Regions from separate parts of the Mus musculus genome. Here region 1 is linked to region 2. The links are chromatin contacts, found by Hi-C or POLR2A ChIA-PET in ENCODE. All regions are on one chromosome and are shown on one strand. Each heading gives the region's core, a stretch centred on a gene start or an enhancer-like site at or near the end of the contact. The rest is flanking DNA. Distances are from core to core; before and after follow the strand shown. Region 1 has its middle 12 kb from the start of Gm33528. Region 2 holds the start of Med13 (mediator complex subunit 13).

Region 1 (5,267 bases), core at 973-3,472, 38 kb after region 2:
GAGAGAGAGAGAGAGAGAGAGAGAGAGAGAGAGAGTCAGAGAGAACACTTAATATTGTAAAAGCTGTATCTTTTCTATAGTAAGATATATTAAAAATAAATGCAAATGTTATTTTCAAGATAGCTTCCCAGGGATCTGGAGAGGTGACACAGCAGGTAAGAGAGCTTGCTGTTCTTCCAGAGGGGCAGAGCCTGGTTCTTAGATGGTTCATAACTTGTCTGTAATTCCCAACTCCAGGGACTCTGCAGTCACCCACACTTGCATACACACATACAGAACTAAAATTAATAGTAACATTAAATCTGTTTTTATTCAATAACTTCTGAAAATGCCAGGAGGTGGGCTTCGCCAGTAAAGGCACTTGCTGAGCAAGACTGATAAACTGCATTCACATCCTCAGAACCCACGTGAAAGGCAAATGTAGCTACGCATCTGCAATCCCCGAACTCTAACAGTGAGACGGGAGACAGAGACAAGAATCCCCTAGAAACGTGGGGGAGCTAGCCTGGAGCATGCAATACAGTGTCAACCAACAAGATAGACCCTACCTCAAACAAAGCAGAAGGTGGTGACCAACATCCAAGGCTACCCTCTGGACTTCACATGCAGACATATATATACATATTATATATTCACAAACACACAAAATAAGTAGATAAATTTTTTTTAAAAAAGAATGCCTTTTAGGGATATAAATAAGAATATGAAGAAAGTTTTATGCATAAAAGGGTGTACCATAATTATTACTGAAAACAAATTTAGTATTTAACTACAGAATAAGTAGTAATTTGTGATAAACACACATAAAATTCAGGGTTCCATATGCAGCCATGAAAAATAATTTTATTATAGAGACATTTATGAGATGACAGTAGATATAAAAGAATATCAAACTGAACATGCTCATAAACTCTGTTTTTAAAAATAAGATTCAAAGGCCTTTTTTTTTTTTTTTTTTTTTTTTTTTTGAGAAAAGGTTTCTCTGTGTAGCCCTGGCTGTCCTGGAACTCACTCTATAGACCAGGCTGGCCTCGAACTCGGAAATCTGCCTGCCTCTGCCTCCCAAGTGCTGGGATTAAAGGAATGCGGCACCACTGCCTGGCTCAAAGGCCAATTACGATGGATGGGAATACAAATAATGTTCTTGCTTTTTTTACATTTATTTATTTGTTTATTTTGCTTGTTTGTAAGTGTGTGGGCTCGTGTGGGCCATAGCACAAGAGTGAAGGTCAGATAAAACTTTCAGGAGTCTCTCTTTTATCATATGGGTCCTGGGGATCGCAGTCAGGCCTTTACCCCAGTGACCCACTGAGACATCCCGCCAGCCCTCTTTCAGGTTTTTTGAGACAGGATCTGGCTATGTAGTGCAGGCTGGTCTGGAACTCGTGATACCTCTACTTCCCAAGTGCTGGGATTACAGAGATGTGACACCATGAAATATATATTTTTTTATTATTGTCATTTGCCTACACTCTCCTTGTTTTCCACAGCCTAAATTGTTTCTTGACTATTTTCTGGTCTTCTGATTAGTAGAATTTTCTCCCTTTTCTACAAATTCAGACCACAATGTGTTGGTTCCAGCAGTGCGCAAACAGGTACAGATAAGCACTGACAAGTAATACTGCACACATTAGATAATTATACATTAACTAACCTTGGGGTTTTATAGATGTCATTATAACTTTGTGCTTTAATATCTATTATCTCGGTGTATGGTTGCGTTAATCAATAGAGTTTACTTTAAGATTGAAAAATAATTTTACAGCCCAGTCTGAATTGTGGCAGGGTGCTCCCAGAAGACAGCCTGCAGGACAGATGCACCACAAAGCGGCTGCCTTCAGCTCCATTTGCCACGGGTCATATCTTTCTCTTGCTCTCTTGACCCTATCCGACTTCTGTAGAGGTTCTTCAACTCCAATCTGTTTCCTCATCTCCCTGAGCATTCTCTTGTCCTGACGTCTTAATGGCCTGCTCTCTTCCAGACGTGGTAATTTGAAACCTTAGAGCAGACAGAGCCCATCCTAGGATTTCCTGAGGCTCTGAGTTTGCCAAAGGTCCTGCCCCAGTTCTCCAGGCTTGTCCCAGGTCCCTAGAACTTAACAACACCCCCAGTAAGCAAGGCATATGCCTGGATCAGCTCTTTCCTCTTTCAGTTCACAGACCAGCCTCCTAGAATTGTTGAAAACGGAGCCTGGACCGGGCACTTAGCCCAGTGATCTGGCACCCTCCGGTGGCCATGGGTAGGTGTGTCTTGGCTCTTTGCAAGCATTGGCTTTAGATCCCCCCGCCCCCCTCCTGTGACAGTGTAAAGAGATCTGCTATCAGGGATGGTCAGCTCCCCTTCTACCAGGTTCCTAACCATTCTATTGCCTGTCATTTGCTGATGAAGAAATTCAAAGAAGAGCCTGTTTGCCTTCCTTCTTACACAAATATATTTTATATCAAGACAGGCATGTTTATTTATTTATTTGTGTGTGTGTGTGTGTGTGTGTGTTTGTGTATCAGAGGACAACTTGCAGGAATGAAAAACTTTCAATTAATTCATAGCCACACATTGGTCCAGGTGTCAATTAAGCCAGGTTTGGTAGTACATAACTATAACCCCAGCATTTAGGTGGCAGAGGCAAGAAGATTATGAGTTTGAGGCCACTCTGGGCTACAGAGTGAGTTTGAGGTCAGCTTGGATAACACTGGAAAACCCTGTCTCACTAAACAGAAGAGAAAGAGGGAGAAGAAGAGGAGGAGAAGGAGGAAGAGGAGGAAGAAGAGGAAGAAGAGGAGAAGGAGGAAGAAGGGGAGGAGGAGGATCAAGCTAAAGTCCTAAAAGGCCTTGTGTCCTTGGTCCCAGGAGCCTCCTCTCCTTCAGGCTGGGTTTTGGCATCAGACACCAGCCCTTGCAATACCCGCCCCTTTTACAGCCATTGATGTGGTTTTCTTTGACTAGAGATGGAGGGGCCCCACTGAAACGGCAACCAAACAGGGAGCTTTTGAAGAGTGGACACATTAATAACTAGAGCAGCATGAGGCAGAATGTTGATGAGCTATCTGATCCAAACTGTTGGTTACTAGAAACAGTCAAATTACTAAAGATATGTTACTCCTAGGCTGGTCAAAAGGAAGACTCAGGAAAACTATGTCTATCAAAAACCTGGGTCAGCTGAGCTGGGCAGCCTGCAGCCGAGCACTAGAGAACGCCATTGCCTTTCTCTCTTGGGCCCTCCTGAACTCCCACTCAGCCTACCTCCCCTCTTCACTAGCCTTCTCAACCGGACTGCAAACAACTGACCCCTCTAGCCTCTGCATCTCTATGGTCTTCTGGTTTTAGCCCACAACCTACTTGAAGCTTCCCTCTGTGCCTCACTGCAGGTTCCCAAGAGAGAAGGCTTGACTTCTGCTTATCTCTTAAAACCAAAGCACACAGGACAAAGGTTGCTGGATATGGTTTATAGCCACACATCGGGCAGGTATCCAGATAACTGTGATCAGGGTCATGTGACTCACTGCCCACTTAGTCGGGTGGATAGGTAGAATTTTCACCGGCTAGAGATATGAGCATGGCCAGTCATAATTGTCATCTCTTGTGAAGCCTAGTCAAGTGTAATTTGAGCTCTTGCCAATAAGAAAAAAAATAGGGCTGTTGTAAACATGGGCAACCCACTCCCCAAAGGCCCTCTCTAATTATCTCAGGTTGGCAAGAGAATTCACCTCTGGTCCTTGGAGGTCCGCAGAGGTGCTCTCCCTCATCCTGTATGTTCTGCAAGTCCCCAGACCCACCTGCACCTGCCTTAAACATTCTGCAGTGAGGAGATGACTGCACTCACTTGGGAGTCTATTAATTTTCCTCTCCCCTTAACCACACTAAAGACTTTGCTTAGTAAAGCATTTTGAAGATTTAGAAAGTGACTGCTCACTCTGCTCAGGATTTATATCCCAAACAGATGTGCCAAGAAGTCATAGGAATCAAACTGCTGCTCTGTGAGGAGAATAATGTATTAACTCGCTTTTCAGTGGTTCCCATTACACAGCTGTACAAATTGCACTGGCGTCTTCGTAGCTAAAGACGCTTGCATCTAAAACACATCGGCCCTTCGGGATGGCAGTTTTAGCAGAGTGGACACCCTGGAGAACAAGCACACATCCCTGTTAAATGCTTCTCTTACCAGAAAGAAAGTCTTTCAGGTAGTTGGCAGATAGTTGTACTCAGCTCACCCAAAGGAACCTCTGTCCTTCATCATAATAAATGGACTGAGCTGGGCATGGTGGTGCAGGCCTTTAATCCCAGCTCTCGAGAGGCAGAGGCAGGCAGATCTCTGAGTTTGAGGTCATCTTGGTTTATAGAGCCAGTTCCAGGATAGTCAGAACTACACAGAGAATCCACGTTTACAAAACAAAACAAAAACACCCCAAAACTCTACTGCATGTCGTTCCATAATGAAACGGAGACAGCTGAAAGTAATGACCATTGTCACCATCATCTTACCCCTTCAGTCTCTTGGTTCCCCATTTTCTTTACTTGTTAGGATTCAAATGCAAAATGGCCTCTACAGGCTCTTGCAGTCAAACACTTAGTCAAGATGGTAGCACTGCCTAGGGAGGTTGTGAAGGCTTTTGGATGAGGGGCCTACCTGGCAGATGGGGGGGGGGCCTTAGAAGTTATAGGTGATGTAGGGCTTAAGTGCTACAGAGCAGAGAAGCATCCAGTGGGAGCACTCAACTTCCTGGTCCTCTGAGAAAGGAGCAAGCAGCACCATACTCCCACCACCACAGGTACTGTGGCCATTCTGTGTCCCTCTGATAGACGACCTACTGGTGTGTGAGCCAGAAGAAACCCTTCCTCCCTTTAGATCCCCTTGTCAATTATTCTATCCCAGAGACAAGGAACACAGCTAATAGAACTTCCATTTTTATGGAAGTTTCTGGAAGAGCCAGTGACGGTAAATAAAGAGCTTGGCAAACTGCTAAACCTAACAGTTATCATACCGCACCCTCAAGGCAATACACTCGTTAGGGTAATCTAGAGGAACAGAACCAACAGAGTGGATATCTATCACAAAGGTGAGTTAGTAGCTCAGCTTACACAATATGGTCTGGGGAATCCAGCCATGGCTGTCTTCCCGTTGGAGATGCTAAGAGCATGGTAGCTGCTTCCTCCACAAAGCTGCGTGTCTCTGCAGTCACAAGCATCACTGAAATCCTGGTGAGCACTTGGGAAGCCACTGGTCTCCAGCACCTGTTGGAAGGCTGGAGAAGCGGTGTTTCATTCCGAT
Region 2 (5,215 bases), core at 963-3,462:
TCTGCCTTAAGGCATCGACTAAAACTGCTCAAAATGGGGTCTTCTTCTGTCACCGGAAACAGAATAGGGGCGGAAGTTGGGCCTTGCCATACATATCTTTTCCACTTAATTCCTGTCAAGTCGGCCTGAAGGAAAAGAAAGCAAAATATCTATATTATTGTTCATTCACTCTAAGTAATAAATATTTGTTATTAAGTATAATAATATAAGTATACTATTTATATATTTATATATAAAATATATATTCACTATAAAGTCCTTGATTTCATTAAAACATCACTATTTTTAATGCATGCTTAAGTACCTAAAGATATGACCAAAATAAACAACCAAACAAACCAAAAACACCACAGCAAAGAATTCTAATGTTTCAACCAACAAGAGCTTAAGGAAAAGAACACAAAACTGTTACATAAATTATCAAAGATGTCACTGAGTAGCAAGTCTACAATAAATGCAACATATCCAGAGCTGACCAATGAGACAATGATGCTAAGCCTGCACAGTAAGTCTAGCCTCCTCCTCTGTCCTACAGTCCTCTCTGTCAGTCACATTTGATCCTTGGTGAACTGGAAAGTAAAGACTCTCATTCCAGGTTTGTAAGAAGTCATGGCTCTAATACGAAAACCATCTGAATTTTTTTTTTCTTAAGGAAAAAAAAAAAAAGCCTGTTAATTCTCCACAAGCACACAGCTCCAAGGAAAGAACCACTTCCAAAGAGCTGTCAGATTTGTGCTAATCTAGCTTCAAAAAAAAAAAAAAAAAAAAAAACCCAAAGTGCCAAAAATAGATCCAGTTGGGGAAGACAGAAACGTTAAACCTGCTGTACATCTTACTACATGTGACGAGATGCTGATTAATGGACATGTCAAGAAAACCAGTCTAATCTGTAAGACGTAAGTGTGCTGAAGATCCCCATTTACCACATCGTGAAAGAGATTCAACAAAGGAAATTCAGTAATTCCTTATTCTAACTTAGTGACAGAAAGCATAAGGTGCCAAAAATGAAACTGCTGATACATGACTGGCAGTTTATGCTTGCCAACTAGTTATGCTCCACCCACTTAATTCACTTACCTATGATAGACTTAATATTTCTCAGAGCACACGAAAAATGAAAAAAGTCACTCTAACTTAGTCATTCAGGAAGCTCGGCTATCGTTTAATTCAGGACTAGATATTTGCAACAGTTGGTACTTTTGACAAAAGTCTTAACTCTTGAGTGTTATCCGATTTGGGCCGACCTACATACACGTACTAGAACATCCCTAATTCCAGCTGCCCCAGACTTTTCAGTTCAATAAAAGGAACAGCCAGCTCAAAACATTCTTAAAACGTAAGCAAAACAGACAAATATAGAACGTTTAGTGCGAAACCACAGTACCTCCTCCACTTGCCCCTCCACTCTCACAAAAACATAATGTTCTAATAAAAGCAAGATGGCTAGAAATTGTCAAAATGGCAAAATGTTTTCAAAGTTTAAAAAGAAAACATATGAACCGGCACACACTGTTTTTACACAAAGATCTGAAGTCACCCATAAGGACACTACCCCTGTATTAGTTTAACTTACAAAACGAAGAGGGTTTTAATACGTAAGTTTTTGGGGGGGTCCTGTTTAAGAGAAGCCCACTTACAAGGGAAAAGCGAGCTTAAAGGCAGTCGAGCAGGGGCAATCGTGGAAAGTGTGGAAAAGGGATACACTGTTCGATACAAGGGGCGGGGGGCGGGGAGGCGGGGAAGCAAGAAGCACACAAGAAAATATTACTATCCGGGCAGATAAGCAGCCCAAGTTAAGGAAAAGACTAGGATGGGGAAAAGAGTCCAAAACAAGACAGGAGGAGGAGAAAGACCGAGGGGGTGGGGGGAAAGACAAGCCTCTTCCCAGCAGAGCCCCGGTCGGTAGGTGAGCGGACGCTGCCTCCCGGGGCGGCCGCAGAGCCTCGGAGGAGGCCGACTCCGGCGGGGCCTAGCCGGGGGACACCGGCATCTGGATGCGACCCAGACCCCCTCCCCCACGGCCCAAGGGCGCACGGCGCGGCCCCCTCCCCCACCGCCCGCGGCCCCCGCACTCACCAGGCAGAAGAGGTTACAGTGACAATCTTCCAGGCTGGCCCCGTTCGACACGAAGGAGGAACTCATCGTCCCTCACAGCAGCCGCCGCCGGCGCCACAACCCACCATCCGCCATTACCGCCGCCTCCGACCAGAGAGAGAAACACAGACACCGGGGAGGGCGGGGGGCGGTGGGGAGGAGGCCGCCGGGCCGCCCGCCCTCCCCGCCGCCCCCCGGCGCCGCCGCGGCCCCCGCCGCCCGGAGGCACCCAGCCGCCCGGGGCCGAGGCCGCAGGCGGGAGGGCCGCGCCGCGCTCGGCCGGCCGCCGGGACTGCGGAGCCCGCGGACGCGCGTCCCTCTCCGGAGAGGAGGGGAAGGGATGTCTGTCCCTTCCACCAGAAAAATAAAAAAAGATTTAAAAGAAGAAAAGAGAAAAAAAAACGAAAAACAAAAAAATAATAATAACAATCAGGTACACGATAAATAGTCAGAGCCCGAGTCCGAGCGGGCCGAGCCCAGAAGCCCGGGAGGGTTCTCCGCGGCCCGGGGACGCCCGCGGAGGGGCGGGAAGGGCGAGGACCGGCAGAGCACCCCGGGCCCCCGGCCCGGCAGCGGCGATGTCCTTAAGCCCAGAGTCTCCTCAGCGGCGGAGGTGGTGGCGGCGTCTGTGGGCTCAGTCCATTCTCCGGCTGTGTCCTCGTGTTGTCCCTGGGCCAAGCCTGCCTAACGTCTGCTCTCCTGCCGCCTCACCGCCTGGACGCCGTAGTCTCCCCCATTTTGTGGGCCCAGCGGGCGGTGTTTTTCCCCCTTTAATCCGAATTCACGGGTTTTCCCTTCGCTTTAATGGCGGCCACAGGGACCAGCTCGCCCTCTCTGCTCGCCCATTGGCCGCCGCGAGGTCACGTGGGCCGGGCTCCGTAGGGAGGGGGGAGAGAGAAGGCGGTGAGGGAGGGCAGGGAAGCTTTCGGAGCCCCGGGGACCGGGCGGCCAGCTGGTGGCTACTAACATGGCGCCATCTGCTGGATGCCCCGGTTAAGATGACCCGAGTCTTGGCCCTAGCTTTCTGCTGGCTGGGGAAAGTGCAGCAGCGCAGGAAGGTTCACTTCAAAATCGAGAATTACTTGGAAATCAGTTCAAATTCTTTGGAAGAGAAAGTTGGCAAAAAAAAAAAAAAAAGAGAGAGAGAGAGAGAAAAAGAAAAAAGAAAAGAAAAAGAAAGACGTTCCAATGCATTCTCATTCACTCCATAAGGCCGCCGGGGTACATCGCAGAACTCTAGGGCTAAAGAATGAGAGCTGGATAGACACCAGCCTCGCCCTCTCTTTTTAAGTTATAATAAAGAGGTAAAAAAAATGAAACGATATGGTCTTGTGGTTAATGAACTAGAAATAAAGTCCTGCTGTTCAGGATTCGAAGCTGGAGCCAGTCTTTTACCTCTTTGTGACTCAGTTTCCTCATCTGTAAAATGAGGAAAACAAATGTTATGTTTGTTATATGATGCATGAATACAACCTGAGCACTAGCCTCGTGCCTGCGCCCGATAAGCAGTGTAAGGCATGCATTACTATACTTCCATCCTTCCTTTCTGTGGTTACTTTGAGAAACACGTGAACTCTGAGAGTGAGAATCAGGAGAACTGACCCTTTGTTGCTATAGCTGTCCAGTGCCTTAAAATGTTCTAGCACACAGTAGGTACTTGATATTTGAAAACTTAGAAATGAATAAGAAAAACCATGTATGATGTTAAATCCCTTCCCAAACAATTATTCTGGGCTGGATTACTCTTCAGTGAAGAGTTCAAAACATTTTCCATGCAAACTTTAAAAGGATTCTAGGAGGAGACGAGGGAGGAATCGGGAAAGATTAAGAGATAATGATACCAGGAGTAAAGACACAAGCTTTTAATCCCAGCTCTGGAGAGGCAGGGGGAATCTCTGAGTTTGAAGCCATTCTGGTCCACAAAGGAAGCTCCATGCTAGCCTAGGCTACATAGTAACACCCTGTCTCAAGAAGAAAAGAAGAGACAACAGTTAGGAGCTATCAGAACTTTAAGTCACAATTATCTCTGTAAAATAGTAGACTCTTCTAGCTTACTTTTTTAGCCATAAAATGAAAAGTATTCTTCACCACCTCTTTGTCCACCTTAGTGCTGATTAAGGTCCTCAAGCCAAAAACTTGCAGAGAAAGTTCTGCTGCTTGCCAGTGGACCTTAGATCAAATCTGACCCTAAATCAAATTAGTTTATCATAAATCAAGGATAATCAGAGTAGTTTTCTCCTAAAGTGTTTGATGAAATAATGTTGATCATAAGTACTGGTCCCATTGCTTCCTTAATCACATGAATGTTAACCATTAAAATGATTTTCTAAATCATGACCAAGTGGTAGCACACATCTGCAGTCCCGTACTTGGGAGGCTAAGACGGGAAGACTGAGGGTTCGAGACCAGACTCGGGTAGTGGCAAGACTTTTCCTCCAATAGAAAAGAAAAATAATTTTTTGAGTATGTGCCTGTTCCTCGGGATTTCTGGAGAAGCAATTCCTACAGAATAAGAGAAAAGGCAGTGACCTGAATAAGGCAGGCATCAAGTGTGACACACTAGGAGCGCTGGAGGAGGAGTTTCCAAGTTGAGAGGGCGTCAAGTAGGCAGCATCTGAAATCAGATTTGAAGGATAGAATGAATTCTTATAAAGCTCTTTGAAGCAGTTAAATCTTATTAAGCCCAATTCAGATCCAAAGGCCACATATCAAAGTCAATTATACAACCAGGACTAATTCAATCCAGGAGCTCAAATCAACTAAGGTCGGTATCCTTTATAACTGAGTGCCAGCACCAGGAGTCAGGGATCCCAAGACTCAGTGAGGCAAAGGCTCCTTCACTCATCTCTCCTTCTCTGAGAGAATCCTCACATACCTGTTCTGTTCTCTTCCTCAACTTGAAATGTCCTCTCCCACTCCTTTTCTAATGTATATCCATCCTCCTTAATTTTTCCCTCCCCCCACCCCACCCTCCCTTCCTCCTCTTCCCCCTCTCAGACACACATATACATACCTTAGGAATTCAGGGGCAGGTAGAATTTGCCTGACATCTACCACGTAGGAAGTAACATTTGATTGAACTTTCATTTGAATGTCAATCTTCTCCAAAAGAGAGGAGAAT

The links. Hi-C counts contacts between places; a loop is a spot of excess contacts on that map. ChIA-PET counts read pairs that join two places held with the same protein, here RNA polymerase II (POLR2A).
Region 1: a loop to region 2 is called in a map of v-Abl transformed pro-B cells, with 2.0 times the contacts of the local background. The contact joins the enhancer-like site here to the promoter of Med13 in region 2. A Hi-C loop is called at or near these places in 1 of 37 maps with a recorded cell type or tissue (v-Abl transformed pro-B cells). POLR2A ChIA-PET finds 5 or more read pairs at or near these places in 3 of 5 experiments (Patski and embryonic stem cell).

What each region holds. Positions count from the first base shown.
Region 1 is chr11:86,393,747-86,399,013 of GRCm38, forward strand. No RefSeq gene overlaps it. Among named protein-coding and RNA genes, the nearest start is that of Gm33528, 12 kb to the left of the region's middle. Within about 2 kb of position 2,223, at least 2 of the 3 ENCODE cell types and tissues checked have a DNase peak (open chromatin) inside an H3K27ac peak, as active enhancers do.
Region 2 is chr11:86,355,384-86,360,598 of GRCm38, forward strand. It overlaps Med13 (mediator complex subunit 13), which reads right to left and starts at 2,213. Exons shown (of 30, transcript NM_001080931.2): 1 at 2,077-2,213; 2 at 1-125. The coding sequence starts at 2,142. Gm38937 (a long non-coding RNA gene) reads right to left here. Exons shown (of 3, transcript XR_880098.1): 2 at 5,108-5,215; 3 at 4,629-4,708.